Linked DNA regions of Homo sapiens: region 1 is linked to region 2. The links are chromatin loops, found by intact Hi-C in ENCODE. Cell type or tissue: PC-3. All regions are shown on one strand. Links, peaks and the distances in the headings refer to the core of each region. The heading gives the core; the rest is flanking DNA. Region 1 holds the start of ARHGEF3 (Rho guanine nucleotide exchange factor 3). Region 2 has its middle 62 kb from the start of ARHGEF3.

Evidence for each region. A loop is a pair of places that touch in the nucleus more often than their neighbours do. Peaks named below come from ENCODE experiments on the same cell type or tissue, not always from the same donor. Only the 100,000 strongest peaks of a DNase experiment are listed, where the experiment ranks them.
Region 1: a loop joins it to region 2, with 4 times the contacts of the local background. A loop is called at or near these places in 9 of 110 quality-filtered maps.

The regions. Positions count from the first base shown.
Region 1 is chr3:56,801,772-56,817,153 of GRCh38, forward strand. ARHGEF3 (Rho guanine nucleotide exchange factor 3) reads right to left here and starts at 178. Exons shown (of 10, transcript NM_019555.3): 1 at 1-178. The coding sequence starts at 27. RefSeq lists a silencer at 178-347. In PC-3, for the core only: no CTCF peak of the experiment used is centred there; a DNase peak (open chromatin) is centred at 9,670; H3K4me3 peaks cover 1,036 bases; H3K27ac peaks cover 1,537 bases.
Region 2 is chr3:56,856,452-56,871,833 of GRCh38, forward strand. It overlaps a transcript of ARHGEF3 not described here. Among named protein-coding and RNA genes, the nearest start is that of ARHGEF3, 62 kb to the left of the region's middle. In PC-3, for the core only: no CTCF peak of the experiment used is centred there; a DNase peak (open chromatin) is centred at 6,440; H3K27ac peaks cover 779 bases.

The sequences.
Region 1 (15,382 bases), core at 8,548-11,047, 51 kb before region 2:
GTAGAAGGGGTAATCCTTGGCCACCATGGCGGCTGCCGGGCCTGCCCTTTGGGATGTCACCGCTGACCCTAGGCGACTACAAAACTCCCAGGCAAAAGGGGGCCCCAGCTCCACGATGCCGGGCGGCGGCGGCGACACGGAGACCGACAGCCGGCTTCTAGCCGGGCAGGACTCGACTGGGCTCCGGAGCCGAGTGGGCGGGACCGTGCCAGCCACGCCTTGATGGGTGGGGAGGGGGCGGGCCGCCGGCTCGGCACCGCCCCACGCTGCCGGGAGGGCCCACGTGCCGCAGCGCGGACACCTCCTGGGGCTGCGAGGGGCGTGGGGCGGTCCCGCGGGTGGAGAGGGACCTCTCTCTCCCCGCTGGTATTCGACTCCGGGCGCCCCCGCAGAGCGTGGGCCGCGATTGCGGGGCAGGCAGACCCCATGATAGCTCCTTTCGGGCTCTTTGGCACTCTCCGGGTGAAAGGCTGCTGGTAGAAAGGAGGCTGGGGCGAAACCGGGCAACGGGGAGAAAGGAGGCTGTAGTGACACCTGGAGGCAGGAAGGAGCCTGGGGGGAAAAGCGAGCGTTTTAAAAGCCCACATTAGAAAGGGGTGGTGTTCTCTCTTACCCTGTTCCCAGGCCACTGCACGTTTTTTTTGTTTTGTTTTGTTTTTGTTTGGTTTTTTAAATGAATGTCAGTGGAATATAATCTACAAATGGCAAAATGCACCCATTTTAAGAGTACCGTTTGTTGAGTTCTGACAAATGTAAACACCCGTATAACCACCTCCACAGTCGGTATACGAAACATTTCCACCACCCCCGGAAAATTCCCTCGAGACCTTTCCCACTTTGCACCAACTTTTAAATTTGACTAGCATATTCAGAGGCTGCCTGACACTCGAGGGCAATCTGACAGAGTGTCCTTCAAGTATAAAGCTGTGCATGGATGACCTGGCACTACCACACCTTTCTGGATCCTTTTTGGAGAAACAATGACATTATAAATGCCCAAGAAGGCGATTGATCTTAAGGTTGTTTGCAGCAGCCCTGTCTGGGGCAGTAAAAAATAAAAAATAACTGGAAACAATGGTAATATATCCATCAATAGGGAGTGCTTAAATAAACTTTCTTCACTGTGTAATACCGCTTAGCAGCAGTGAAAAAGGAGATGGGTCTATGGGTGTGGCATGGAAAGATCTCCAATGTATTAGACTCAGTTTAAAAATAATTGCAGACTAAGCATAATACAATACCATTTGTGTTAAAAAAAAATACAAGTTTACCAAAGAATATCATATATTTTCTATAAAGACATATTTGTGGGTAAATAGCATTGAACACTGTCTACAAGAATCCACAGCAAGCTTTTACCAGTTCCCCTGTGGCTGAAGGGAGGCACCTGGGTTTAAAGAATTAAAGATAGTGAACAAAAGGGACTTAAGCTTATAGCTCATGTTTTAAAATTTTTTATAAGAAAAATACAGCCTGGGCAGCAGTGAAACCCTGTGTCTACAAAAAAAATACAAAAAATTAGCCAGGGATGGTGGTGCACACCTGTAATCCCAACTACTCCAGAGGCTGAGGTGGGAGGATCACTTGAGCCTGGGAGGCAGAAGTTGCAGTGAGCCAAGATCATACCACTGCACTCCAGCCTGGGTGACAGAGACCCTGAGAAAAAATAAAAAAGAAAAGAAAAAAAGAAAGAAATAGAGGAAGGAAGAAAGGAAAAAGAAAAGAAAAGAAAAGAAAAAAGAAAAGATGGCTAGGTAGAGTGGCTCACACCTGTAATCCCAACACTTTGGAAGGCCAAGGCAGCAGTGTGGCTTGAGGCCAACAGTTCAAGACCAGCCTAAGCAACATAGCAAGACCCTGCCTCTACAAAAAAATTTAAAAATTAGCCAGGTATGGTAGTGCATGCCTGTAGTCTCAGCTAATCCCGAGGTTGAGGTGGGAGGATTCCTGAGCCCAAGAGTTCAAGGCTGTGGTGAGCTATGGTTGCACCACTGCACTCTAGCCTGGTGACAGAGTGAGACCCTGTCTCAAGAGAAAAAAAGAAAAATACCTTCATTCATGGCACTTCTTGGGAAATTATAGTTTTTTAAAATATTATAATTATCATATTTTCTTTCTTTTTTTTTTTTTTGAGATAGGGTCTTGCTTTGTTGCCCAGGCTGGAGTGTAGTGGCATGATCTTGGCTCACTGCAACCTTCTCCTCCTGGGCTCAAGTGATCTTTCCACCTCAGCCTCCCAAGTAGCTGGGACTACAGGCCTGGACCAGTGTGCCCAGCTAATTTTTGTATTTTTGTAGAGACAGGGTTTTGCCATGTTTGCCCAGGCTGGTCTCCAACCCCTGAGCTCAAGCAATCCACCTGCCTCAACCACCCAAAGTGCTGGGATTACAGGTGTAAGCCACCATGCCCAGCCCTAAAATGATCATCTCTCAAAAGTTATTTTGTAGACTGTACTGTTGAATCTTTTTCCTCCTCATGTGGAAAGTCATGACTACATCAGGTGGTGATCTATGGAGACACTATCTTTTGTTTTTACTTCCTGGGGATGCAGGGGATAGTGGGAATGGTGATATCCAGTCCCTGTTTGCGTGCTCTTTGCTTCTAGCTGAGGTCAGAACCCAGCAGTTCCTACTTCTCAGGCAGGACACCTCATAATACATAGCTCTTCATCCCAGGTATCAAATCCACACCCTCACACTAAATCCACTTACTTTCCTACCCAGCTAGTGCAGACAAACTGCCTTTGGAGGCAGAAAGAATTGGGCCCTGTGTAACCAGCCTGTTATTACCACACATGTAAATGAAGCTCCTGAATGGGTGGAGGTTCCAACTGAAATTGAAGAGAGCACCTGAGTTTTTTTCCCTCGATAGATAACCTGAAGCAATAGGAAGAAAACTGTCTCAGAAGAGGTATGGGGCAGGAAAGAGCACCTCAGAACCACTGATTTTTCCTATTTGTATTCCTGAACACAATTTTATCCTTTTAGCCTGAGCTGTGCTGATGGGGAGCTCACACAAGTGCTCCAAAAGCTTAGCCAAGCTTGGTGGGGGTGTGAGAGTAACCTCATCTCCAAGTAGCCCCTGATTAACTATGCAGCCAAAGGCAGGGCCAGAGGCAGTGACATGCGTCACTCAGGGCTTGTCTGGCCACCAAGAACCTGTGCCCAAGTACCCGAGCCACTTCTTATTCCTCTTTCTCTGCCTGCTCTTCTGGCCCTCACAGTCCACTATCTCAACTAGAACACATTTGCCATCAAAGCCACTGGCTTTGACTCCCAGAAGAGCTTGCTGGGCCGTGTTCTCAAGTTGGAAAATATACTTACAGCACTTGGTGAAGAAAATAGTCACCCTGGCGACGTCTGATAGCCCTGGGACTGGGTTGCTCATTGCAGTATCCTTAGGGCCAAGCAGGGAGTCTGACATACCATAAATCCAGTGTAACAGTAAACAAACCCTAAGAAATATGTTTATTTTATTTTTTTGAGACAGGTCTCACTTTGTTGCCCAGGCTGGAGTGCAGTGGCACAATCTTGGCTCACTGCAGCCTCAACCTCCTGGTCTCAAGCAATCCTCCCGCCTCAGCCCCTCAAGTAGCTGGGACTACAGGCACACGTCACCACGCCCAGCTAATTTTTATATTTTTTGTAGAGATGAGGTTTCACCATGTTGCTCAGGCTGGTCTTGAATTCCTGAGCTCAAGTGATCCACCCACCTCGGCCTCCCAAAGCGCTAGGATTACAAGCATAAGCCACTGTGCCTGGCCTCCGAAGAAATGTTAAAGTGCAACTTAGGTTGAAGCACAACTATTGCAGAGCAATGAACAGTCATATTGATTGATGAGAAGGCTGCCGTATCCATCTTCTCTTAAAACATTTCTTTGCTTTCCTTAAAATATACTGGAGCCATAAAAATCAATAAATACACAGGGCTACACAACATATATATGACAAACATACCTCTTTTCCACTATACATGCTAGGCAAAGAGAGACAGACAGAGGCAGAGAGATTACTAATGGCCTGTAACAATTTAAATAGTGCTATAAAAAAGCATAAGCTACAAAAGGAAAGATGGGAATCTGGAATTCTCTTGGGTGGTCTGATTCTTCCAAGCTTCTTATAGCACGAATGTCTCACCATCCAGAATAGGATTCTGGTGTTTAAATACAGATATTTTTGGTACAACAAAGCCTATAAACTCAAGCCAGCAATTTGGGGTGCATACAAGCCATGTATATGGTCCTTGAGGCATTTAACAAATTTTTCAGGAGTATTTTTTTTTAACTTCCATCAGTATATAGGTTAAGGTCAGGATTAGCTATTTCAGGAGTATTTCTGACCTCATGCAATTTCCACCTTGGTCCCTGACTTCAGCACCTTCCCCATATGTAATGCACTGCTCCACCATTGACAGATTGGGGTTTTAGGCAATCTGCCTGAGACACTATCTGGGGGTGTCCGTGAACAAAGACTGTCAGAAAACAGGCACCCCTGCAGGAGGGCCTCCAAGCATATCCCTAAGGTTAGTGTCACAGTTGAGGGAAGCTGGTCCAGTCCTGCAATGCCGCCAAGCTAAGTGGCCCCAGGAGCCCAGAGCTCCCCATTCTGCCTGTGTGTGTGTTTACGGGCTTAGGAACAACACTGCTCTAACAGGCAGCTTCACTCAAAGAAACGGCACAAAGTGTCTTTCAGAACTTGCCTTCGGCATAGCCCGTTATAATCCTATAAAATGCTTCACAGCCGGGCAGTGTTCCTTGCCAGCCAGAAGCCTGGAGACTGAAATAAAGAGGGCTGTTCTGCATTTGCAGGAACTGTGCCAAGCACAGGGCCTGTGGTCTTGCCTGTGTTGAGCGGGGGTCATTTGGGCTGCTGGTGGAATGGTAGGCCTGAATACAGAAGCCCACCACTGGTTATTAGCTCCTTTTAGACTTGCAGACAACCAGGCATGGCTTGGAGACCATCTGTCAACTCCTTAAATCCCAGTCCCATGACTGGGAGCAGAGCAGGCCTAGCCTGAGGATAAAACCAGAAGCTAACATGGCTGTGACAGCCTTCTCAGCCAACAGGACAATGCTTTGTCCTATTAGCGTTATATTTTAACATAAGGAATAGCGAGTTCCTTTTTTTTTTTTGAGACACAGTCTTGCTCTGTTGCCTAGGATGGAGTACAGTGGTGTGATCTTGCTCACTGCAACCTCCACCTCCCGGCCTCAAGCAATTTTCCCGCCTCAGCCTCCTGAGTAGCTGGGATTACAGGTACACACCACCACGCCCGGCTAATTTTTTGTGTTTTTAGTAGAGACGGGGTTTCACCATGTTGGCCAGGCTGGTCTCGAACTCCTGACCTCAAGTGATCTGCCCCGCCTTGGCCTCCCAAAGTGCTGGGATTACAGGTGGGAGCCACCGCGCCAGGCCTGAGTTCCTTTTTCTTTAAAGGCTTGTTCATCCATCCGTTCATTCATTTATCAAATAATTAATGAATGCTTATTACAGTCAGGTGTTCAATTAGATACATTTCTCCCCTCCTCTTCTCCACCCATTCCTGAACTTCTATGCCAGGCAGATGTTTAATACATACTTGCTCAAAGAATAAGGCCAATTTTAAAATGTGGCCTTTCAATTGTAACCTATGTGTTTACATTTGAATAAGGAGCTCAAGGAACAGTAGCTGATCCCCGAAAGCCTGGGCCTCCAATATGTGTACCTCTGTTTGCTTTCCCTGGTATCTGAAGTCATCTCTTCTACCTGCTAAAGTGGCATGGATGTGTAGGTATATGGTGGGCACATGAGTGTTGCAACACCTTTCCCCTCCCCTTCCATTTGGGTGACATTTCCAGTTAATGACCAAGCCCCCCTCTCCTCTCTCTAATTTCAGTTTTGATGGGGAGGGAACCTAAAGAAGTTCTGGCAGTGAATTCTGGCAGATCAGGACTGTGATTTACTGCTAGATAGGTAAAAATGGCACAAATGAAGCAACCATCATCTCTAAACTCATACCAGTATTACTATTCTCCCTTTGCCTGAGGAGCTGTCCACTGACTCCAGTCTAGATTTACAAAAATGTATCTCTGGGCTGGGTGCAGTGGCTCATGCCTGTAATCCCAGCACTTTGGGAGGCCAAGGCGGGTGGATCGCCTGAGGTCAGGAGTTCAAGACCAGCCTGACCAACATGGTGAAACCCCGTCTCTACTAAAAATACGAAAATTAGCCAGGCATGGTGGCGGGTGCCTGTAGTCCTAGATACTCGGGAGGCTGAGGCAGGAGAATCACTTGAACCTGGGAGGCAGAGGTTGCAGTGAGCCGAGATCGTGCCACTGCACTCTAGCCTGGGTGACAAAGTTAGACTCTGTCTCAAAAAAAAAAAAAAAAAGTATCCCCGGATAGTCTAAAGCTGGAAGGCTTAATTCTTGCATTTTCTTTAAGGTCTCATTTTCTGAAAAACTGGTTAAAGGAGAGTATCTCTCTCTCCCAGCTGAGCTAATCCTGTGGATTATCAGCTATAAAGCAAAAAAAATAGTAATAATAAATTAGCCAGTCACAGTGGCTCACGCCTGTAATCCCAGCACTTTGGGATGACGAAGCAGGAGGATTGCTTGAGCGCAGGCGTTCGAGACCAGCCTGAACAACATAATGAGATCCCCATCTCTACAAAAAAAGAAATATCCGAAAAGTAGCTGGGCGTAGTAGCATGTGCCTATGGTCCCAGCTACTTAGGAGGCTGAGGTGGGAGGATCCCTTGAGCTCAGGAGGTCGAGGTTGCAGTGAGCCATAATCATGCCAGTGCACTCCAGCCTAGGCAACAGAGTGAGAACCTGTCTCAAAATAATTAATTAATTAAAATAAAAATAAAAAATTAGCTATGAAATTAGCAAATTTTTTTGTTTTTTCAAAAAAATAATAATATTGAAGTGTTTTGCCCTGAAACATCATAAACATTTGCTAGCCTCTGGTTCATAAGAGCAATACTTCTCAACCAATGGTGATTTTACCTCCCAGCAGATATTTGGCACTGTCTGGATGTATTTTTGATTGATTGTCAGTGGACAAGGCCAGGGTGCCATTGGCATCTAATAGGTAAAGGCCAGGGATGCTGTTAACACTTATGATACACAGAACAGCTTCCCATAACAAAGAATTAGCAGGTCCAAAATGCCAATAGTGCCACTATTGAGAAACGCTGTGGTAAAGAGAGAGTGGTCCTGAAATATGGTATTGGAGCCAAGGGAATCTGTGGGTATTGACCTCAAGGTATTTTCACTTCAGACTTTGATCATTGATTAGTATCAAATATCAGCTTAGGCTTGGTGGGGCAAAGAAGAAATGCTTGAGTGCCAAGAAACCCCAGAACAGGGCAATGAATCAAGTCTTCCCTGATGCCCAAACCTGACCGTTGGCTGAATAACAAATTCCATAAAACACAAGACAGACAAAAGAATAAAGAGGAATATAGGAGTAAGGGAGTGAGGGGACAGAAAACTGTCTTAAACTGCTTCAGGTACACAAATATACTTTAAAACACCAGTGAAAATTAAAATTTCAATGAAATATAATAAAGAAGAAACCAGGGAAGAGGGAATTTTTTTCAAGTCTTATTCTTCCCCAGGACAACCTTTGCCACTATATTTGTTTTGGGGGGCAGAAATGCAAACTCAGTGATTAAATGAAAACCCTAAGGGGTTTAATTTACTATTTTCTTGATATATGGTGTTTCTGGATGCACAGTTTGTATAAACAAAAACCTGTCTCACTGAAGATTTTGCAGTAAGAAACCTGACCTTCTCCAATTTGAACTTATAACTATCAGCAGGCTTGTTCTGCCCACAGAAGTAATAAAACATTTTCTGTGTACTACTAGAGTGTCTTTGAATTTTCTGGAGAGTCTGCCTTTGAGAGTATTTCATATTTGGGGGTTAAGGATTCAATAAATATGTTATATTTAATTTTTAAAATATTTTTTACTTTACTTTTTTTTTTTCCTTTGTGACAGAGTCTCACTTTGTCACCCAGGCTGGAGTGCAGTGGTGCAATCTCGGTTCAGTGCAACCTCCACCTCCCAGGTTCAAGCGATTCTCCTGCCTCAGACTCCTGAGTAGCTGGGATTACAGATGTGCACCACCATGCCTGGCTAATTTTTGTATTTTTAGGAAAGACTGGGTTTCACCATGTGGGTCAGGCTGGTCTCGAACTCCTGGCCTCATGTCATCCACCTGCCTCGACCTCCCAAAGGGATTACAGACGTCAGCCACCGTGCCTGGCCATATATTTATTTAGTTATTTATTCCCCTCAGACTACAACTAAGGTATTCCTTTATGTGGGTTTCGTATAGTAACCATTATTCAGAGAAATTAGAACCTAAAATGTATACATTCCAGCTTTGGATATTAGAGGTGTTTTCTCCTCCATCAACTACAAACTCAGTAATCAAAGTACCGTATTTTGTCGAACCTAAGACTGTAATATGTGCTATTATTTTATGTACTCTCTAAAATAGGCTGGGTGTGGTGGCTTACCCCTGTCATCTCAGCACTTTGGGAAGCTGAGGCGGGCAGATCATTTGAGCCCAGGAGTTGGAGACCAGCCTGGGCAACATGCTGAAACCCTGTCGCTACAAAAAATAGACAAAGTAACTGGCATGGTGGCACACATCTGTAGTCCCAGCTACTCGGGAGGCTTGAACCCAGGAAGCAGAGGTTGCAGTGAGCTTGAGACTATACCACTGCACTCCGGCCTGGGTGACAGAGAGAGACTGAGTCTCAAAAACAAAAAGAAAAGAAAAGAAAAGAAAAATATTGTCAATTAAATTATATGATCAATTGTAAGACCCTTGGCAATTCAAGAGAAGTTAACATGTGGAGGAAAATGTGTAAAATAACAAAATATGGCAGTATTCATATCATCTGGCCTGAATTTGAAAACCCATACATTTATAGAGAAATGACTTCTGAGGAGTCAGGGACACTCCCAGAGACCACCTGCTGTGAAATTGACTAAGAAGCTTATCAAATCCATATATATCCCTAAGGCCCACTTTGGGTCCAATGAATTGGAATCTTTGGCAGCAGACCCAGAAATCTGTAAAATACCCTCAAAAAGCACTGTTCGAGTAACATACATAGTGTTATGAATCAGAATGATCAGCAAGCCCAATAATGATCCCCCAGCCACAGGCTAGAAATGCTCTGACCACAAATCTTCAGTCCTGAGGTGCACAGGGGGTAATTAGCCCAATGGCTGTAGCATCAAAACCCAGAATGGGAATAAGGAGCCTCTTAATTTGTTCATCCAAACAAACGTGCACTGAGGAACTACTGTGTGCCACACCATGCTATATACAGATGGGTGCCTCAAGGATATGATGAAAAATTGACAAATCTATACTCCGAGTAAACTACCAAGTAAGCCACCCACTAGGAGATGTGTTCTGGCTCTTGGGACTTGATTTACAATCTGGTATCCAAGGTTCCAATTTAAAACATGCTTATCTTCATAGCCAGAGGGCATGACAGCATTTACGTTTTTAAAAAATTAGCTGTAGAGCAGAGAATGGGAGGAGGGCACTTGGCTTGAGATGTTTACTTGAAAAAAGACCTAGGGCTGGGGCTGGGGCAGATGGTGGGGGTGGGGGCATGGGCAGAAGACTTTAATTACAGAACAAGTTCAACTAGTAGAAACAGGTTCGGGGACTCCTGGCAAATATGTGTCTCATCTGGTGGGAGTGGAAACTGGCTGGCGTATGCTAGAAGCAGCATATTAGCTGAAAGTGTTCTGTGTGCTGTGGGTATTAGACACGCTTCACAAAGGGGCTAGTTGGTGTGGGTTAACTGAATGCTTTGGTTAAGTGGGAGCTGAATTAAGACAGTTTCTGCTTTACTTGATTTTTTTTCCATCTCAGAGCCAAAACCAAGCTCAGCAAACATAGTTCGCATGTGCCCACAATTCTGATTAAACCAAAAGCCTTGGCAATAGAGGACTGAACAGAAGCACTTAGTCACTAGTTCCCCAGATTTTATCATTGCACTATCATTTGATTCTTCAACTCTAGCATTAATAAGTACAACCAACTGATAGCTGTGCCTAGCTAATTCCTCTCATTCAAGGTTGTCTGTGACCCCCAGGCAAGGGTAATCCTTGTTTTGTGCCCTCAAGGTGCCAAGTACCTCTTCTTCCCCAGTAGTCAGCCTGCTCATATTGACTGATTTTATGTCTGTCTCCACTGCCTGGCTGCAAGCTACAAGGGGACAGGGACCATATCTATCTTGCTCATCACAGTAGCCCCAGCTCCTCCTATTACGCTGGCACATAGCAGACTCTCAGCTCATATTTGTTGAAATGAAAATTAAATTGAAATGGGGCTAATCAAAGAACACGTCACGGAGGAAGCAAATCCAGAGAAGATTTTTGCAAGGAGGAATACACCATATTTAAAACTTCTGAGATGGGACCAAAAAATAATATGCAGAATACTATAGTGGGCTGTTTGAAATTTTGAAAGGTAATTCAAATAGGCCCCTAATTTTAATGTTTAGCTTCTTGAAGAGTCCAAACCACTTTGAGAAACGGCTCCTACAGTGTTAGACTGTGGGGGCCTCTCAGATATGATAGAGCTTTCAGTTCCTTCCAGCTGTTTACACACTAATTCCTGAACAAGGTGGACTTGCCAGGAAGGCTGAAACTAGTGACAAAGGGACATCAAATAGCTTATTTTCAAAGACACTGTGCAACATGCTCATCTGCCCTTTTCCTTCCCTTTAAAGGTTATTTCTTTCATTCCCTTCTCTAGGTTTTTGATTCCAGGTTAAACTCTACAAAAATGTTTTTTTCCTCTTAACTTGCCATGCTCACACCTAATGCCATTTGTATCAAAACTCTGTTTTCTTGAGGTGGGCCCCAAGGGGCTGACTTTTAAGGGAGGGGGCAGATTTTGCCTGATGTTTCTGCAAGATTAAACATGGTGCTTATCTGAAGTTCAAGGCTGATGATAAATTATAGACTCAAGAACTTTTTATTCAAAGAAGCCAAAGGAAGAAGGAAACTTCTCTGCTAGCTGCTCCACCAAAGGGGAGTCATGTTCTCCCCTCCTAGAGCCTTACAAGAGATAATTTTGAGAGCTCATTCTGGTTTAGAGACAATACATGGTGAACAAAGCTCATCTGTCATTGAGTGGGAGGTAGGGAGGAAAGAAGGTAAGAGAGAATTAAAATTGTAAAGCCAACATCATGTGGATTCCTCCTTGAACTTTAATAACCCAGTGCTGCCTGCAGGCTCAGAAAAACCAAATGCAATGGGTAGGTACAAGGATTGCTCTGGTGCCAGGAAAATGCAATAAGACATAACTTTTATAAGGTAGGCAATGAAAGAGTGCCCTGCAGGAACAAAACAGGCTTTTAACATCTCCAAAGTTGGCAGCCAGATGCCTGAAACATTGGTTTAGTGCATCCAAAACACACAACAGATAGAACCACTTTCTTTAAGATGAAGTCATCTTCCAGGAGAAACAATAGCTGGGAAGGCTGGGTTTTTATGATTCATGGGAGGAGGAGAATTTGATCTGTATTTTCTTTGCCACAGTCTATCCCATTTTAATGCATGTTAGAGGTTTTCCACATGTTAGGCAAATTTTCTAGAATGTTTTGAAAGGGAAAAAATTCTGCAGACTGCCTCAGTTACTGAAAGAGTTCTCTTTCTCCCCTGGCTGGGGAGGGATCCAGTTCTGTCTCACCGTGTTATCGAAAAGATCTGAAACTACAACTCTTCATTTGGATTCTGCTGTTATGAAATGCAGTTTGGGGTATCTTGTTACACTTTACTCCCAGAAGTGTTAAAGGAAGTGCCTGTCATCAAAATTCAAAAATAAATATAAAAATGATGCTGGCAGAGCTCAAAAACTAAAAGGATCAGCATTTTGCTTCAGTTTCCTGTTCATAAAACTTTATAAAAACAACCCACCCATTTAAAAAAAACCTGTAACAATAGTTCACTATTCTTTTCCTAAATGCTTGCCTCATGCCACTCTGAAATTAGGTGCCATCACGTTTCCTGAGTTATGGGCCCCAAACACCACATCCTTTTCCTCCCTCCCACACCCCCACCCCACCTGGCATCATTCCTGAATTTAGATGCTTCTCCAGTTTCTGAGCTCAGTAGACAGATGCCAACATTCTCCCTCCTACCTGTCCTGAAGTGGCCAAGCATCTGTACCAGCTGGAAGCAGGAATAATTGAGGCTTCCTTCCCCCAAATTAATTCTCACTTCCTAGAGAAGCTTTTAATATGGAAGGTTAAATTATAAAGTGAAGAGCTAGTAAACTGAAAAAGAATAAGATATTTCCCTCCCACTCTGCCTTTACAGCAAAATTTTCTTTGTGGAATACTCAACACTCTGTCCTTCTTTCTGGAAGAACATAGAATACAAGCTCTAGAACAAGCTTTTCCAACCCATGGCCCACAGGCTGCATGCATCCCAGGATGGCTTTGAATGTGGCCCAACATAAATTTGTAAACTTTCGTAAAACGTTATGAGACTTTTTTTTGCGATTTTTTTTAAGCTCATCAGCTATTGTTAGTGTTAGTGTATTTTATGTGTGGCCCAAGACAATTCTTCTTCCACTGTGGCCCACGGAAGCCAAAAGATTGGACACCTCTGCTTTAGAATGAGAAGCCTGGGTTCAAATACCAAGTTTTCACTTGCCAACTATATGACTTTGGACAGTTTACTTAATGATGACAAACATCAGTTTAAGCATCTATAAAATGGGGATATGAGAGTTTCAAGGTTTTAATGAGTTAAAAACACATGAATAATCCAATAAGATAATATGTATGTCAGATTTCTAAGCATACAGTTAGCACGTCATGCTATTATTAACCCTTCCGGTAAATAAATCATCCTTCTCCCTTTTTTTTTAAATGAATTAAGGAAAAAAGGTGGAATTTGGAGAACTTTTCCAACACTCCTTGCTTCCAAAGACATTAATTCTTTGATTTAATCTTATAATTTCAAAAAAGGATATGACTGTTGCACATATATAAAAGAAGCAGCAGAGTGAAGAGTGAACTGACCTAAATTAGAAGACATGGGCCAGGTGCAGTGGCTTACACCTATAATCCCAACACTTTGGGAGGCCAAGGTGGGAGGATCACTAGAGCCCAGGAGTCTGAGACTAGCCTGGGCCACAAAGTAAGACCTCATCTCTACAATAATAATAACAATTATTATTATAACAATTAGCCAGGCACAGTGGCATATGCCTATGGTGACAGCTACTCAGGAGGCTGAGGCAGGGTGATTGCTTGAGCCTAAGAGTTTGAGGCTGCAGTGAGCTATGATCGTGCCACTGCATTCCAGCTTGGGCAACAGAGCGAGACCCCACCTCTAAAAAAATTAAAAAAAAAAAAAAAAGAAGACATGGTATACAATCTGGCCCTACCATTAAGTCTGTGGTCTTGGGCAAGTCAAGTGATCTCTCTGAGACATAGATTCTTGAACCATATAACAAGGTGATTTAAACATAAATGTGTATGCTTCTGTGATTCTATTAAACAGCAAAGACTGAAGTGTATATGGAGTATTATCTTGATTTTATGCTATTTAATTTCAGGAAAGCTTTCAAATAAAAATTCATATCTTATGTACTGATGAAAGCACCCTGTCTAAAATTAGCATGTTTGGTATAGGCAGCCCACATTTTGGGTTGGTTCAGCATGGTAATATTTTATGAAGGCTCATCAGAAAATTAAGCTCAATGTACTCATTTGTCAAGAAATGCATATGCATATAGATTCTTTTAATATCAAATGGCAAAGCAAACAAGAGGTTGAAACAGAGGAAAGATCAACTATGAGAAAAGAATTACTGAGGGAAAATGGAGACAGACTACAAATGGGATAGAACTGGCCTAAAATATACCACTGTCACTTAAAAATAGGTACTCGGTTACATAGTGCCTGTGTTATCTTTACAACAGCATTTGGTTCCTACACTGTCTTCTTCCTACAGGCCTGTTATGACTATGAGAGCTATCTGTTCCTTCAGTGGACCAAGTCTTGCTGCCTTGTGGATTCTGCCCAGTCACAGCTTCCCTTCTGCCCTTCAAGGGTGGGCTGCTTGCATCTAAGTGGTAGGGCCATACCTAATTCTGTTCTGGATATAACACAGATGACTGACTGGGCTTGGTGGCTGATGTCTATAATCCCAGTACTTTGGGAAGCTGAGGCAAGAGGATCACTTGAGGCCAGAAACTCAAGACCAGGCTGACCAACATAGTGAGATCCTGTCTGTACACAAAATGTAAAAATTTAGGAGGGCATGATGGTGCATTCCTATAGTCCTAACTACTTTAGAAGCTGAGGCAAGAGGATGGCTTGAGCCCAGGAGTTGGAGGTTACAGTGAGCTATGATTGTACCACTACACTCCAGCCTGAGTGACAGAGCAAGACTCTGTCTCTAAAAAACAAAACAAAAATACACATCTAGATGGTTGCTGGCATGAGATGCTAAACCACAGGCTTCTCAAAGCTGAGGGTTCTGTGCAACCCTGGCCAAACTTCTTACCCAAAATACTTACTTACATTAATGTTGTCCATTTATAAGAATTAGAACTAAAAACAAAGATACCTTGCAGCAACTTCTAAATAGTGCCCCATAAATAACAAATAGCACTAGAATTACTTAATAAATCATAATCTTCATTATTCTCTAGCATCTGTTTCCCCTACTAGATTGTACGCTCCAAAAGAATCATGAATCGCTTGTACAAGGCTACATCCCCATTGCCAAAAGATGCCTGGCAAGTGATGAGAGCTCAGTAAATGATGCTGAGAGCCGAAGAGGTGTTTGCTCTCTGCCAGGCACTGTGCTTTGACTTTAATGAAGTATCTCAAGTAATCCTTACAACAATCCTATGAAATGAGTACTTCTATAGTAGGAGAAACTGAGGCACAGAGAGTTCAAGCAACTTGCCCAAAGTCACACAGCTAGTAAGCAGCAGAGCTGGAGTTCAAATGCAAGCACCTTGCTTCTAGAACCTCAAGTTCCAATTCTGAAGCGGAACGTTAATTCACAGGCCAGTCACAAACCAGGGAGTCCTGAGGCCAGAGCCTATGATGCAAGGGTCAAGGATTTGAGCCTATATGATATGACTGAAAGAACACTGAATGAGAAGCAGTGCTGACTTGGGTCCAGTCCTGTGACGTTTTTGCTCACCAGCTTCCCCTGCTGATCAATCAGGGGGTTGGATGCTCACTCAAGTCCTTGTCAGGTGTCAACCCCAAGTGCTAGAGTCACCCTAGACATAATCTCACATCCAGAAAACTACAGAGCACAGTGTGCTCTTCCACCTTCCACGAGGGAGAACCACCAAAATATCAACCATCAAGCAAGTTAC
Region 2 (15,382 bases), core at 5,097-7,596:
ACTGTCTTTCATTTATGTTTTATTACACCGGTAATTCATGAATACAGATCCTCTTTACAGATATGGCTTGATTCTCCTTGGGTCCCCCTCCCCCTTCCCCACCACCCACCATGTCCCAACCCCTCTCCCTGACCTCTGTCTCTGGGGCCCTCCCTCCTCTGCTACAGCCCTTCTACAGCCCTTCATTTGCTTATACCTCTTGTTTTAGAATTTTCCTAAAGTGAGCCAAATTCTTTTCCATCTTGAGAGGTTTTTTGTTTTTTTTTTTTAACTTCATAGCATCCATCAAGATAGTGGCTGACACTTCTGCTGTAATAAAACTGGAATTAAAAAAAAAAAAATCTAGAGGCTTTCCAGAGCTTGCTTAGAGGCTTTGCTCTGCCTCCCAAGATGAACCAACTTACTCTTCATAATCTAAGTAAGGTCTAAGCAATGTTATTTCTTTGAAAATTTACATTAGAGCTTTTCCAAATCCCTGGCACACACTCTCCATTTAAAACTAACTATGGAGACCAAAGCCTGTTATATAAGCATCCAAGTCTGCAGCCATGGGCCATATTTCTTCAGCTGCCAGATCACATGACTGATAACAAAGCCAAGATAAAGGCAATAATTTTTTAAAATTTTTTTCTAGAAGAAAAAAAGCCCTACATATTTGAAAAAATAAAAAGATTAGGATCATTCCCATCAGAAGCTATTCTAAGTGGTTATTCCTCAAAATTAAAACAAAAATAAATTTGATTTTAAAACAAGCCACATCTACAGTGGCCACGGTGGGTTGCCTTCCTAACGTTGATTTCCCTTTCTCCCTCTTTAAGGAACTCCTATTTTCCGCAACTATTCACCCCGTTCATCCCCAAGGCAGAGTCTGAGTCAATCTTCATGGCATTCCTCCTGGGACTATTATTGACCCAGGGACAAGCATGTGACCTAATGTACCCAATCACACTAAAGGGAAGAACTTATTTGCTGGAAAAGGGAAACATATCAACCCAGTGGCTACTGGCAGCCATCTTGCAACCATGAGGGACACCAGCCTGAAGAGCACAAAGAGTTTAAGGAGATGGAAAGGACTTGTGTGTTTGGTGATAGTTTAGTAATTGAGTCAGTCAATCAGGGATTGACCTAACTCTGTACTTTTTATTCTGTGACATACAAAGCATCTCTATCTAAGGCTCTGTGAGTCAGGATTCCTGTTGCTTTCTCCAAACGGCTATAACACCAAAGAAGCGGGGAGATGGGGGAATCTGGTGCCATTTCCTTTTCCTTTTCTCTAAAAAGTTTCTTTGCTCTTTGGTTCTTTTTTAGGAAACAGCCTCTTACTATGTTGCCCAGGCTGGAGTGCAGTGGCTATTCACAGGCACAATCGTAGCACACTACAGCCTCAAACTCCTGGGTTCAAGCTATGCCCAGTTATGCTTTAGCCTTTGCATAGCTGGGACTATAGATGCAAGCCACTGCATCCAGTTCTGGCACCATTTTTCTGACCTACAAATTACATTTTGAAAGTTTCTTGGTTTAGCAGCTCATGCCTGTAATCGTAGCACTTTGGGAGGCTGAGGTGGCAGACTGCTTGAGCCCAGGAGTTTAAGACTAGCCTAGGCAACATGGTGGAACCCCATCTCTATAAAAAAATACAAAAATTAGCCAGGCATGGTGGTGCATGTCTGTAGTCCCGGCTACTCAGGAGGCTGAGGCAGGAGGATCGCTTGAGCCTGGGAGGTGGAGGCTGCAGTGAGCCATGTTTGCACCACTGCACTCCAGCCTGGGAAACAGAGCAAGACCCTGTCTCAAAAAAAAAAAAAAAAAAAAAAAGGCTTCTTCTTTCCTTCACTGTAATGGTTGCACTATCCATTCACTGTATCCACATGCATTTTTATAGCTGAGTACATTTTTCCAGGTTTTGTAGGAATTTTAATGGGTTTAAGCCTAGTAATTAAATATATATTAACTGGCTGCTACCACAGAAAGTTCAAGAGAAGCAAACTCAGCTCTGAGGATACTGAGCCCCTACCAGTGCCTGCCAAGATGCTAGAGATTATAACAATTGACAATGGCAGTCCCTGTCTGTGCTTGTGGGTTTACCTTCTGGTGAGGGGAGGAAGACAGTCAACAAGAACAACAGATGGTTTAGATAGTAACAACAGCACAGAAAGCACTTGCGGGGAGGGCAAGGCCTGCTTTAAATTGAGTTACCAGGAATGGCCTTTGCAAGGAGGTGACATTGAAAGCTGAGATCAGAACAAGGTGGGAGTCATATCTGGGGGAATAAGAAAGGAAAGAATAAACCTTGAATGTTTCAGTAGCATCAATAAATTCTGGTTTATTAGAAGGTGCCAAGAGATGGAGAGGGTGGAGGGAAATGAGGTTGGCAGGTGGGCAGGAGCCTAGACATTTGGGCCCTATAGGCCAAGGAAAGTGGATCTACATTTTATTTTAAGTCAGGGATTCTTACTTGTTTCTGTGTTATATACTTCCTAGGCAGCCTGCTGAACCCTATGGACCTCTGCTTGCAAAATGTTTTTAAATGGCGAAGACAAAAACAAAAAAATGTAGGATTATGAAAGACCAAGGATGGGACTGTGGGGGCAGGGAGATTATGGGAGTGATTTATCCCGCCAGGGAAGAGTATTTTTATCATGGACATTGTTTAGAGTTACCAGCTTATAGTGATCATAGAAGAATAGACTTTAAGTTGACTGTATTATTGTTTTGTTTTGTTTTTGAGACGGATGGAGTGTAGCGGTGTGATCTCGGCTCACTGCAAGCTCTGCCTCCCGGGTTCACGCCAATCTCCTGCCTCAGCCTCCCGAGTAGCTGGGACTACAGGCGCCCACCACCAGGCTCGGCTAATTTTTTGTATTTTTTTAGTAGAGACAGGGTTTCACCGTGTTAGCCAGGATGGTCTCGATCTCCTGACCTCGTGATCCGCCTACCTCGGCCTCCCAAAGTGCTGGGATCACAGGCAGGAGCCACCGTGCTCAGCCTGTATTATTGTTTTTAAATAATAAAAGCACACCACCTTGTTGCCTAAATCCAGGGCAGACTGAGCCCACATCCCTCTTGCCACCCCCTTGGTACACCTTTTTTTTTTTTGAGACAGGGTCTCACTCTGTCACCCAGGCTGGAGTGCAGTGGAGCAGAGATCTCGGCTCCCTGCAACTTTCACCTCCCAGGCTAAAGCGATTCTCCCATCTCAGCCTCCCGAGTAGCTGGGACTACAGGCACAAACCACCACACCAGGCTAATTTTTTTTTTTTTTTTTAAGTTAGAGACAGGTTTTGCCATGTTGGCCAGGCTGGTCTCGAACTCCTGACCTCAAGGGATCTGCCCACCTCGGTCTCCCAAAGTGCTGGGGTTACAGGCATGAGCCACTACACCCAGCCCCGTTGGTACACTTCTGATTAAGAAAACTCATTACATTGAGCTGGGCATGATGGTTCACACACCTGTAATCCCAGCATTTTGGGAGGCTGAGGTGGGTGGATTGCCTGAGCTCAGGAGTTCCAGACCAGCCTGGGTAACATGGCGAAACCCTGTCTCTATTAAAAATACAAAAATTAGCCAGTCTCATAACCTGGTCTCAAGAGAGATAGATAGATAGATAGATAGATAGATCGATAGATAGATAAAAATTAATATAAACAAACAATTTAATTAAAAATAAAATATAATTTGCAACATAAAAATCTAATTTATTAAATAACTTCTTTGTTCATATTTATTTTTTATTTTTATTTTTTAGAGACAGAGTCTCACTCTGTCACCCAGGATGGAGTGTAGTGGTACGATCATGGCTCACTGCAGCCTCAAATTCCTGGGCTCACGTGATCCTCCTGCCTTAGCTTCCTGAGTAGTGTGCTGAGACTACAGGTGTGTGCAACCATGGCCAGCTGATTTTATAATTTTTTTGTAGAGATGGGGTCTTACTATGTTGCCCAGGCTGGTCTCTAGCTCCTGGCCTCAAGCAGTCCTTCCACCTCAGCCTCCCAAAGTGTGAGCCACTGTGTCTAGCCTGTTTAAATAACAGATATGGTGGCAGATCTAACCACTACTGTCATTTTACAATCAAATGGGCATACAAAATATTCTGAGATATATGTAACCAGTATAATGTGAAGAGAAAATCACAGTGGGTTCTTTTGGTGACAAAGTCACAAGTAACTGCTGATATTGCTGTGGTTTTTTGTCCTCATTTATAGAAAGGAAATGTAAATTTCAGTTGGAGGTTAGTGAAAATACAGATGTAATTTTTTTTCCAATCCAAGTTTAGAGACCCCATGGAAGCCCCTGGAAGTTACTGGAGAGTTTGACTAAGGAGTGTAATCTGATTTATGTTTCTAAAAAGATCTGCCTAATGGTTGGTGGGGGATGACGTGATTAATACGTGCCAAGTTCATTTCGTGCTCAGAAGCTGGCAATGGTCAGCTGTAAGGAAGAGCGATACCAGGGCTTCTCTTGAATCATGGCTACTAAAGAACAAAGAAGATCTGCCTTTATGAGTGGTCTCTAGGCCCACAATGAAAAGGCAATGCGGCAGAAATAAAGCACCTCCAGCCCCCTGCTGCAGGGAAAGGAGAGGAGATTCATGGCTAGGAGAGGCCCCTGTGCAAATCTGCAAAGTCTTGGAGAAAAGAAACCATGTCGGCTTTAGCTTCCTGTAAGACAAGTGTGATGATAAGCACCTCTCAGGCTTGTTATGTAGGCAGAGGGGCTGCTGCAGTATGAAGCGCCTGTCACCAGTGAGTGGTGGTCAGTGCCAGGGTGGTATCTTCCCTTTTGGTGCCTTCTGCCTGGGACTTTGGCCATCAACTTCAGACTGGGGTGGGACATGGAGGAGTCTTAGGGGCCATCTAACTTTGAAGAAGTCAAAGGATGGCCTTAGATTGTCTAGAAAGCTTGGGGCTGGAAGGAACTGGAACCTAATCTATCATCTAGGTTTGGTAGAAAACCAACACAAGCTCCTCAAATGCTCAAAATTTAAAACCTAGATTGCCCAGGTGAAAGCATGCAAAAGAAACAGTCTTCCTAGCAGGAAAAGCAAGGAAATTTGAGCCCAATGGAGGCTTGGGGGCAGTGGCTAAAGCAGAGGCTTCAAAGTTCCCTGAGCCCGGGATTTTCTCTCTTGATACATTTACAGAAGGGGCTATGGATCTCCCACTTCTTAAATGGAACCTGAGTATAAAATGTACAAGGGCCTGGGGACTGAGGGCTGGGGTCGGAAAGGCCTGGATCTGCTGGGCCCTCAGGAGGCTGTTCAGGGCCTTGCAGGGAGCAAAGAGTAGAGTCTGCCACTGCCAAATCCCAAAGATCCTGCCGGAAGCATCCCCTCTTCCCACAAAGCTATAGAATGTACCTCAGACTCTTCCTCCTTTCTCTCTTCTAAAAGTGAATGAAGCCTTCTAACCTGTTGGTTTTTTTTTTTTTTTTTAACTCTCTCTCTACCAAATGTCTTCAATCTAATAAGCAGCAGCTCTGCTTCCACTGGTCTATAACCTATAATAGTTCCCAAATGATCCCTAAAACCTATACACAGCAACAGGATGCACTAAAATAATGGGGTTATCTCTGGCCAATCTGCTACAAAGGCAAAAACATAGATGCTAATCCACAGCTTAAAATGAAGGAGCAAATGAAAGAGTAAGCCCCTGACCCTCCCCACCCACCCACCTTTTGGGACTTTAAAAGGAATGGTATGGAGGTAAAGGCAGGGTGAGGGGAGTGGGAGGGGGAGCAGGGTCAGACTGCCCTTCTGTAAGTGTGAGAGATGCAACAAAAACCTTGCAGATGACCTCAGAACCAACCAAGAACCTCCCTACTCCACAAATCCCCCTACTCCAATGCCTACTGGTTCAGCAGAACCCAGGTCTGTCGAACAGCCAACACCAAAACATTTTTTAAAAGGGTGGGGAAATACTCTTTCCCTGAATCCCTGCTCTTGTTCCAATGGCTAAACAAAAAGCTTTTATCAGGATTATTTCACTGGGCGACATGGCACAAAGAAAGCAGTCCATTTGCAGTCTGAAGGTCAACAGGGCTGCTCTTGTTTCAATTTGTTGCTCCTCTATGAGGCCAAGGCTGAATCTGGGCCCCCCTCCGCCTGGGAACCCCCATGCCAATGTGCATTCCCTTAAAGTCTCACACAGGACGAGGCTGCTGCAGGCGGCTGACTGAGACTGACCAGCAAATTACACCTCTTGCCTTCCCCTTGACCCTGCCATTAGATTTTTTATTTTTTTAAGGTCAATGAAAATGCTATCAACACTCCTCCATTGGAAAATGTTTGTGGTTGCAGCTGAGCATGCCTGTTACAACTGCTGACAAAGGATTCCCAACTTATAGGACGCAAGAGTCAAATGCACCCCCTTAGCAAACCTCCCCTAGCTTTTTCCACTTCATTTAGGCTGTGTACCCTGGGCTGATTCATTAGAATTCTTACATTCACTCCTACTCATTTGAAGAGTTTGGTTTTGTTTTTCTAGTGACTCACATCTGGTGTGCTTTAAAAAGGCAACCTAATTAAAGACCGGTCTTGTTTGCCATAAATGAAATGTTAAGTGTATACAGTGGTGCCCCCTAACCATGTCTTCTAACATCCAAGGAGTTAGAAAGAAGGACTTGAAGAAAGATGGTTGTGTAAGCAAACTCAGATACTGATCTCCTATTATTAAACCAACACATTTACCTTTTTCTTTTTTTTTTTTGAGACAGAGTCTCACTCTGTTGCCCAGGCTGGAGTGCAGTGGCGCGATCTCGGCACACTATAACCTCCGCCTCCCATGTTGAAGCAGTTCTCATGCCTCAGCCTTCCGAGTAGCTGGGATTCAGGTGTGTGCCACCACACCCAGCTAATTTTTTTTTTTTTTGAGACATTGTCTCACTGTGTCGCCCAGGCTGGAGTGCAGTGGTGCAATCTTGGCTCACTGCAACCTCTAAATCCCAGGTTCAAGCGATCCTCTCACCTCAGCCTCCGGAGGAGCTGGGATTACAGGTGTGTGCCACCATGCCCGGCTAATTTTCATATTTTTACTAGAGATGGGGTTTTGCCATGTTGGCCAGGCTGGTCTTGAACTCATGACCTCAAGCAATCCACCCGCCTTGGCCTCCCAAAGCACTGGGATTATAGGTGTGAGCCACCACACCTGGCCATTTTTGTATTTTTTAGTAGAGACAGGGTTTCACCATGTTGGCCAGGCTGGTCTTGAACTCCTGGCCTCAAGTGACCCACCTGCCTCAGCCTCCCAAAGTGCTGGGATTACAGGTGTGAGCCACCACACCCGGCCCACATTTACCTTTTAATCCTCTGCCTGAAAAACCGATAGCACTCAAAACATCATGAACCTAGGGAATTTGGCACTGGAAAGGACACAATTCATCTATATTATTTTATATTTGTGGAAACTGAGACCCAGAGAGGTGAAGCAATACATACAAGGTCTGATAGCTATACAATGACAGAAGGTAAAATAAAACCCACATCTTCTAACGCATGCCAAGAAGGGAAACATTTACTAAGTGCCCACTCAAGACCAGGCAGTAAAGATACATAGCCATATATGTCTCTCAAACTTGTCTGCCCTACAGACAGCTAAGCCAGGACACCACCATCTCTCATCAGAAAACTAAGGCAGCTTTCTACTCATCATCCACATCTACCCTTGGTTTCATAATCAACCAGAGGAATGAAAGCATAAATGACACCCCTGCCTAACACATCCCCTTCCTAGTGACTCCATACTGTTCTTAGTATAAAGATGCAAATCTTGGGCATAGCCTTTGAAGCTATGTGTGGTCTGGTTCCTGTCAACTACTCCAGTCTCACCATCTACCACCTACCAGCTGCATTTGCCTTCAAAGCAGCATGTTCCATCCTGCCACAGGGCCCTTGCACATGCTGTTCCCAAGGTCACAGCTCTTTCACTCTCCTCTTTAACCTGGTTAACACCTTACCTTCTTTCAGCTTTCACTTCCCCAGAAAAGGCTTCCTTGGCCTTTCATGACTAGGTCAAGCTCCCTGGTTAAATGCCCTAACAGCAACATGTCTCTCTTTTCTTCAAAGCTTTTGTTTTCATTTGTTATTATATTCTTGTTACGGTGATTATTAACATCTGCCTCCATAATTGGACTGTAAGTCACCAGCACCTTGCCTGGTTTGCTCACCATGTTATTCTCTTACCACCAACCAACACAGCGTGACTATAGGAGATGCTCAGTCAATGTGAATATCAATGAAAGAATGAGGAAAGAATAAAAGAATACATGTAAGGTCCTCAAGGACCTTACAGTTTAGAATGATCTTCCAAGTCACCTGTAAATCAGGAAGCTATGCAATGATCAATGCCACTTAACATAGACCTTCCTCAGAGAGTGTCTTGATAGCCCCCTCTTCAGTTATTATATTACATATAATAAAATTTCAAAGTTTACTCAGCAAATGTCACCCTTTTGTCAAGAACATGAGACCTTCAGTCAAACATAAGCCCCCAAACTAAACAAAGCCTCCAAGGTCCCAAAGGCAATTTTGTTCTTTACTGTGGTATACTGGGAGCCCATTAATCATTCCCTTTATTATATAAAACACAGCAATAACCCTCCCTTCATACCATCCCTATTTCCAGACACATTCTTCATGAGTTGCCAGAAGCTGGTTCATTTCTCATTTCAGACACTCCTCCACTTCCCTGTGGGGATGGCGAGCACATGGCAGGCCTATTTCCACAACCTGACAATAATTTAAATGAAGTCGCAGCCTCAATTTCTGGTTGTATTACAGAGAGGGAACATCATCAAGGCACATAACAAAACTTAAACAGCAACCTAGAAGAGAACATGCTACCACAGCGCACAGATTGGTTAGAAAGGAGAATGATTCCGCTACGGCAAACAGAGCAGAGCAAAACACAGCAAGTTGTCAACAGCTATGAGAAATGCACATCAGAAACGTGCTTATGATGAAACCTTCTTTTCTATGTGAAGGCAAAACCACATGAAATATCAAATGTAAAGGAAGATAATTTATAATTTTTTAAAGCCAATGTTTTTCAGTTACACATAATATTCAAATTTGTGAAAACTCACTGTATCCAAACCATGTTAAAAAATATGTTTTTAAAAGGTTTTTCTCTCCTCTATGGAAGTTAGTAAATTACTGTGCCTTTAATGACATTTAGGCATGTGGCTAGTGAGGTGTGATCTGTGAGCTTGGACATTGTTATGAACAGAATATTTGTGTCCCTCTGAAATTCATATGTTGAAATTCTACCCTTAATGTAATGGTATTGGGAGGTGGGGCTCTTGGGAAGTGTGTAGGTAATGAGAGCAGCACACTCTACAACCCAGAAGAGGACCCTCACCAGAACTGGAATCCTAATCTCACACTCCTAGCCTTCAAAACTGTGAGAAATCAATTTCTGTTGTTTATAACCCACCCAGGCTATGGTATTTTGTTATAGCAGCCCAAAGAAAGACAGACATCCTATTCAAAATGCAATCACCTCTGTTAGCCGTAGGTGAATCATTTGCCTTTTGGGTTATCTGCAAATGAAAAAAAAAAAATGAAATAAATTAGCCAAGTGTGGTGGCCTGCACCTGTGGTCCCAGCTACTCAGAAGGCTGAGGCAGGAGGATTGCTTGAGCCCAGAAGGTCAAGGCTGAGGTGAGCTGTGATCATGCCATTGTACTCCAGCCTGTGTGGCAGAGTGAGATCCTGTCTCAAAACACAAAACAAAACAAAACAAACCCCACCTTTCTTTATTAGCATGATTAAGCTGAGTAGATCATCAGGTCCATTTTCAGGTCCATTCAGCACCTCCTGTTTAGTTTTTCCCTGTCTTGGAAGCTTATAATCAATAAAAGGTATTTTCAACCAAAACCTTATTTACCTTTTCCGAGTAAAACAAGCTAAACACACAGGGTAAAAGGGAGACTAAAGATGGTGGGTTAGTATGACCGGTGCCCTGCGTCATGTTCCTAGGGGAGGCTGCTCCACTCACCCTGGACAGAAAGCAGGGAAGCATTCCACCTTGTCCAGCAGGGAGAACCTGGCACATTCCTACCTCCAACAATGCTGGGTCTCCTCAAAGTGGCTCCTGTATTTTTTTCACAATATTGAGAATGCTCAAGCGGCAAGGCTTACTCATATTTCAATGTAACAGCTAGAACATATTCTGAGTGAGATATAAAAGATGTACTGGTACTCTGTCATTTCTATATCATCTAGAATATACTCCTTTCCACAAGTTTGGATAAACAAGCAATGTATGTTGATTGATAACTCCTTACAAGCATCTTTCATTCTGTAACCACATGGTGGGCACCAGGCATAGTGTTGTGCACTCAATAAACACCCGTTAAGTGGAAAGGAATTGAGACTGCAACAGTGGGATGTTTTTCATTTTAATAGAAAATTTCCATTCCTACCACTATCCTGAGAGATCTTTCCATACCAACTGAGTTAAGTGTAGCACTGGTGTTAACAATTCCACATCCATATGAAATCATGTGTATATTTCACATTCCTTCTATCCTCTTGTCTTTAGCCTGACTTATTTATTAGCTCATAAAAGCCTGGTATTATTTTTACCTATCTTGCTTTGTATATCACAAGGTCTCTTCAGGTAGACCTTGATTTTCCTTTTGTTGTACTGGTTTTCTTTAAAAATGAGGGAAGGCAAATATGTATGTAGAGGAAGACATGTTCTTAAAATGTTGCCAAGATAAATCCAGTTCATGTTTACAGTAACCTTCCAAAGACAGCATGTAACATATGAACAACCAAGTAGCCACTCAATCATTTATCCAACAAATGTTTATCGGACACACAATGCCAGACACTGCCCCAGATGTTGATAATATGGCAAAAACAACAAAATAAAAATTATATTCTACTGTGAAGAGACAAATATAATAAATTTAAAAAATACATAATGTGGCAGGTGATGATAAAGGCTATGAAGAAAAAATAAAGTCAGATAAGAAGAGAGGGGAGTGCCGAGGAGTTAAAATGCTATTTATTTATTTATTTATTTATTTATTTTTTTGAGACAAGGTCTTGCTCTGTCACCCAAGCTGGAGTACAGTGGAGAAATCATGGCTCACTGCAGCCTTAACCTCCTGGGCTCAAGCAGTCCTCCTGCTTCAGCCTCCCAAGTAGCCAGGACCACAGGCACACCACCATGCCTGGATAATTTTTATATTTTTCATAGAGACAGGGTTTCGTCGTGTTGCCCAGGTTGGTCTCGAGCTCCTGAGCTCAAGCAATCCTCCCGCCTCAGCCTCCCAAAGTGCTGGAATTACAAGTGTAAGCTACCGCGCCTGGCCTGGAAATGCTATTTCACATAGTGGGACAGAGGAAGTCTAAGAATATTTGAGCAGAGAACTGAAGGAAAATGAGGAAGACCAGGTTGGAGGCCCTAGACATCCAGCCACTGTGGAAATGAAGAGGGCATGACCATCTGGAGGAAGTGATAATGGTGTGATTCTGGCTCTATTTATCAAACCATCACACTCTTGATCACATCTGCTTGGATATGAATCAAACTTTACAGAATAAAATCAATAGCAAAGGCATTTTGTTAAATACTTCTACTAATAACAATGTACAGAAGTGGCTCATTTCAAACAACCTCGTTCTCCCTAAAATGGAACAGTACCCCACAACCACTCTACATGAACAAAATGAAAGGTCCTCTCTAGATGTAAAAAACCCTAGTGATGTTTCTTTGAAACTCAATGCTTCTAGAGCCTAATGCCTAACTGTAAGGAGAGCACAGATGCAAAGCCCACCACAAAGTATAATTTCTCAAGGTTGGCTTTTACATAAAATAAAGTGAAGCACCTTCCCGACTGAACCTTTGAGTTAACCAGCTAAAAGCAAATAAGTTAATTTCAAGGATATTCTTTTTTTGTTTGTTTTTTTTTTTTTTCGAGACAGAGTCTCGCTCTGTCACCCAGGCTGGAGTGCAGTGTGGTGCGATCTTGGCTCACTGCAGCCTCCACCCACCCTGGGTTCAAGCAAGTCTCCTGCCTCATCCTCCCAAGTAGCTGGGAGTACAGGCGTGTGCCACCACATCCGGCTAATTTTTATATTTTTAGTACAGACGGGGTTTCACCATGTTGGCCAGGCTGGTCTCGAACTCCTGGCCTCAGGTGATCTGCCTGCCTCAGCCTCCAAAAGTGCTGGGATTACAGGCATGAGCCACTGCGCCCAGCCAGTTTCAAGGATATTCTAAGAGAGAAAAATATTACCAGAAAAGAATCCATAGTAAAATTTCTTTCAAAACCAACCAAGAGTCAGAATTGATCCTTTGGAAAAAGGAGAAAAACAACCATGGGTACAGCTTAGATGCGCCTTCTCTGTGCTTGGTTAACTTGTTTCAGAAGCAAGAGTGCAACCCCCACTTGTCTGCAGATGAATGAGTCTTAAGTTTAGCTTCTTTCAGTGGCCCGTGTATGATGTATGGCAGAGCTCAGTAAATGCCAGTTGATTGAATTAGTGGACGCGCTGAGTGAATGCACTAAAGAATGAACAAATTAACTCATTAATTCTAAAACAATATTTTCTTCAATGGAATTTATATAGAGCTGACCAGCAAAATCGTCCCTTTCCTCTGCCAAATAAAGACAAAGAAGCTCTTTAGATTTATTGATTTTAGTGCTGAGTAGAGGATTCCTGTTTTGGAAATTGATATTTTGAGGTACGTGAGGAGTTAAAAAAAAAAAAGTTCCATTTACAGTATTATAAGGGGAAAAGGTCAGTCTGTTGGGAATAAACCCATTCAGGTTTCCCTGCAGGATTGCTAAGGAGTTAATCCAAACCTGGCATTGTGACCACTGAAGATAAGCCCGTGATTTCGTTTCAAATGTTTCACCTTCAATATCAGTCATGAATGTTATGCTTATAGAGAAACCACCTGCTCATACTGAGTCAGCTCTCTCCGTAAAATGATCAGCACATCGCAGGGTAAGTTAAACAGCAGGGTAGAGGAAGACACACAAACCACGAGAATTCTCCTGGTCACTTCATTCTTTTAACATTTCTCTGAAGTTACCCAAGAATTTCAGTGTCCGTCAAGTAATGTAAAATTCTATGCATGGTAAGATCAAGGGCAAAAGTCAACATATCTCCTTCTCTTCACAGAGAACAGGTATCAGACACAATTGAGAAAAGTAAGAAAAACAGACAAACAGCTTCTGCAATTGAAACCAGGAATATATAACCAGATCAAAGATGAGGCTTGATATAATTACATAAATCATTTAGGGGTAAACTCAATTAGCTGGGCATGGAAGCCCAGATGAAACTTCCTAACCAGTATTATTTACATAATTTTCAGGTGGACAGACCCAGGCTCCAGCCTGGAAAAAAAATCAGAAACAAAAGTATTACTTTCTAGTGACTTCTTACAGCAAAAATCTCAGTCAAAATAGTATTAATGATAAACTGAATACATTTTAAGGCAGTTGAAAGGTAAAACTTGTCAATATAACATTCTTTAAATTCACAACTACAATTTATATATATATATATTTTAAATTATGCATGACATAGAAGGAATATACTTCTGGATATATAAGTTTAAGAGTTACAAACACTGTTATTTAAATGAAGTGTACCTTACTACTTGCTCTGGGGTGTAGAGATAGTCATTGTTTGTTATTGGGAAGTATTGGACACAACAAAAATGTTTCTCAGTGGAGAACTGCATTAAAAATAAACTATACCCATCTGTTTTATGCAATAATAAGCAGCAGTTTAAAAGAATAAGATACAGCTTACACTAAATTAATGGATAAACAAACTGTGGTACATCTATACAATAAAATATTTTTCAGTGATAAAAAAGTAGCGAATTACCAAGTCATGAAAAGACATGGAAAAACCATAAATGCATATTACTAAGTGAAAGAAGTCAATCTGAAAAGGCTATATACTGTATCCTTCCAACTATATGGCATTCTGAAAAAGGCAAAAGTATGGAGAGAGTAAAGAGATCAGTGATTGCCAGAGGTTAGTGAAGAAGGGGAGATGAATAGGTGGAACAGAGGATTTTCAGGGCAGTGAAAGCATTCTGTATGAAACCATAATGGTGGATATGTGTGATTACACTTTTGTACAAACCCATGGAATGTACAAAACCACAAGTGAACTCTAATGTAAACTATAAACTTTGGTTGAAAGATGATGTGTCAATGGAGGTTCATCACTTGTGAAAAATGTGCCACTCTGATGGAAACTGTTGATAATGGGGGAGACTATGTATACATCGACTTGGGGGCATATGGGAATGCTCTGTACTTTCTGCCTAATTTTGCTGTGAATCTAAAACTGCTCTAAAAAAAAAAAGTAAAGTCTACCCTATATAGAAGAAAAAGACAAGGCATTCCTCCTTTTGCTTTCGGAGGATGCCCTATTCTGTAACTGAATAGCTTTCAATATACTATCTCTTCTCACAGCAATCAATAAATAAATAAAATCTATTTAAAAGGGAAAAAAGCAAGTTGAAAATTAAAATAAAAACAATGACAACATGTCTTTAAAAAGCCATCACAAACTAATTTTTACATATATATTTATCTATCTATCTAACTCTATCTAAATATCTGGAAGGAGACAGTAAACTGATTATTACACCTAAGGAGGTAAGTGGGACTGGGGCATGGTAGAGTCACTGTTAGCTCTATCTCTGCTGTTTGATTTTTAAATGATGAGAATGTATACAATGTTACTTGTATAATTAAAAATAAAATTGTTTTTCTCTTTAAAATATTCACTTTATATTTTATGCTAAAGAATTTGACAGTAAATGAAAGATATGACATTTTACCCCTAAACACTTCCATATTCATCTCTAAAAAATAAAATATTTTTCTATCCCCAAATTATTTTTTCAACAGTAGAAGCAGAAAATATTTTCTACTAAAATACTGAGGTGGCTCAAGTTATCTGTTTCAAAAAGCAATGTGTAGATGGGCATATGAAGCATTAAAAAACTAAAAACTAAAAACAAAAACAAAAAACAAAGGTTAAAAAAAGCAATGTGAAGGACCAGTAAGCTAAGCTGTTCTCAAGGAAAAATCTAAACACCAAGTGCTGAGAACTGACTTCATGACTATTACATGGTCTTCCTAAAAACAACTTTTATATAATGTTTTACATTCTTACCTTTACTAACACTAATAATCTCACATACCAACAGGTCAAAATCTATTATTCTTATATTTTTTGCAGTCATTTGTATTACAAATGTAATATAATAGAAAAGCTTATCATAACAGACTGAGTGTCTTAAGCAGGGATTCATAATCTAGAATTCTCAGACCCTCAAGAGTTCACTGAATAAAATTCAGGGCATCTTCAAGCTTAGATGGAAAAATGAGATAC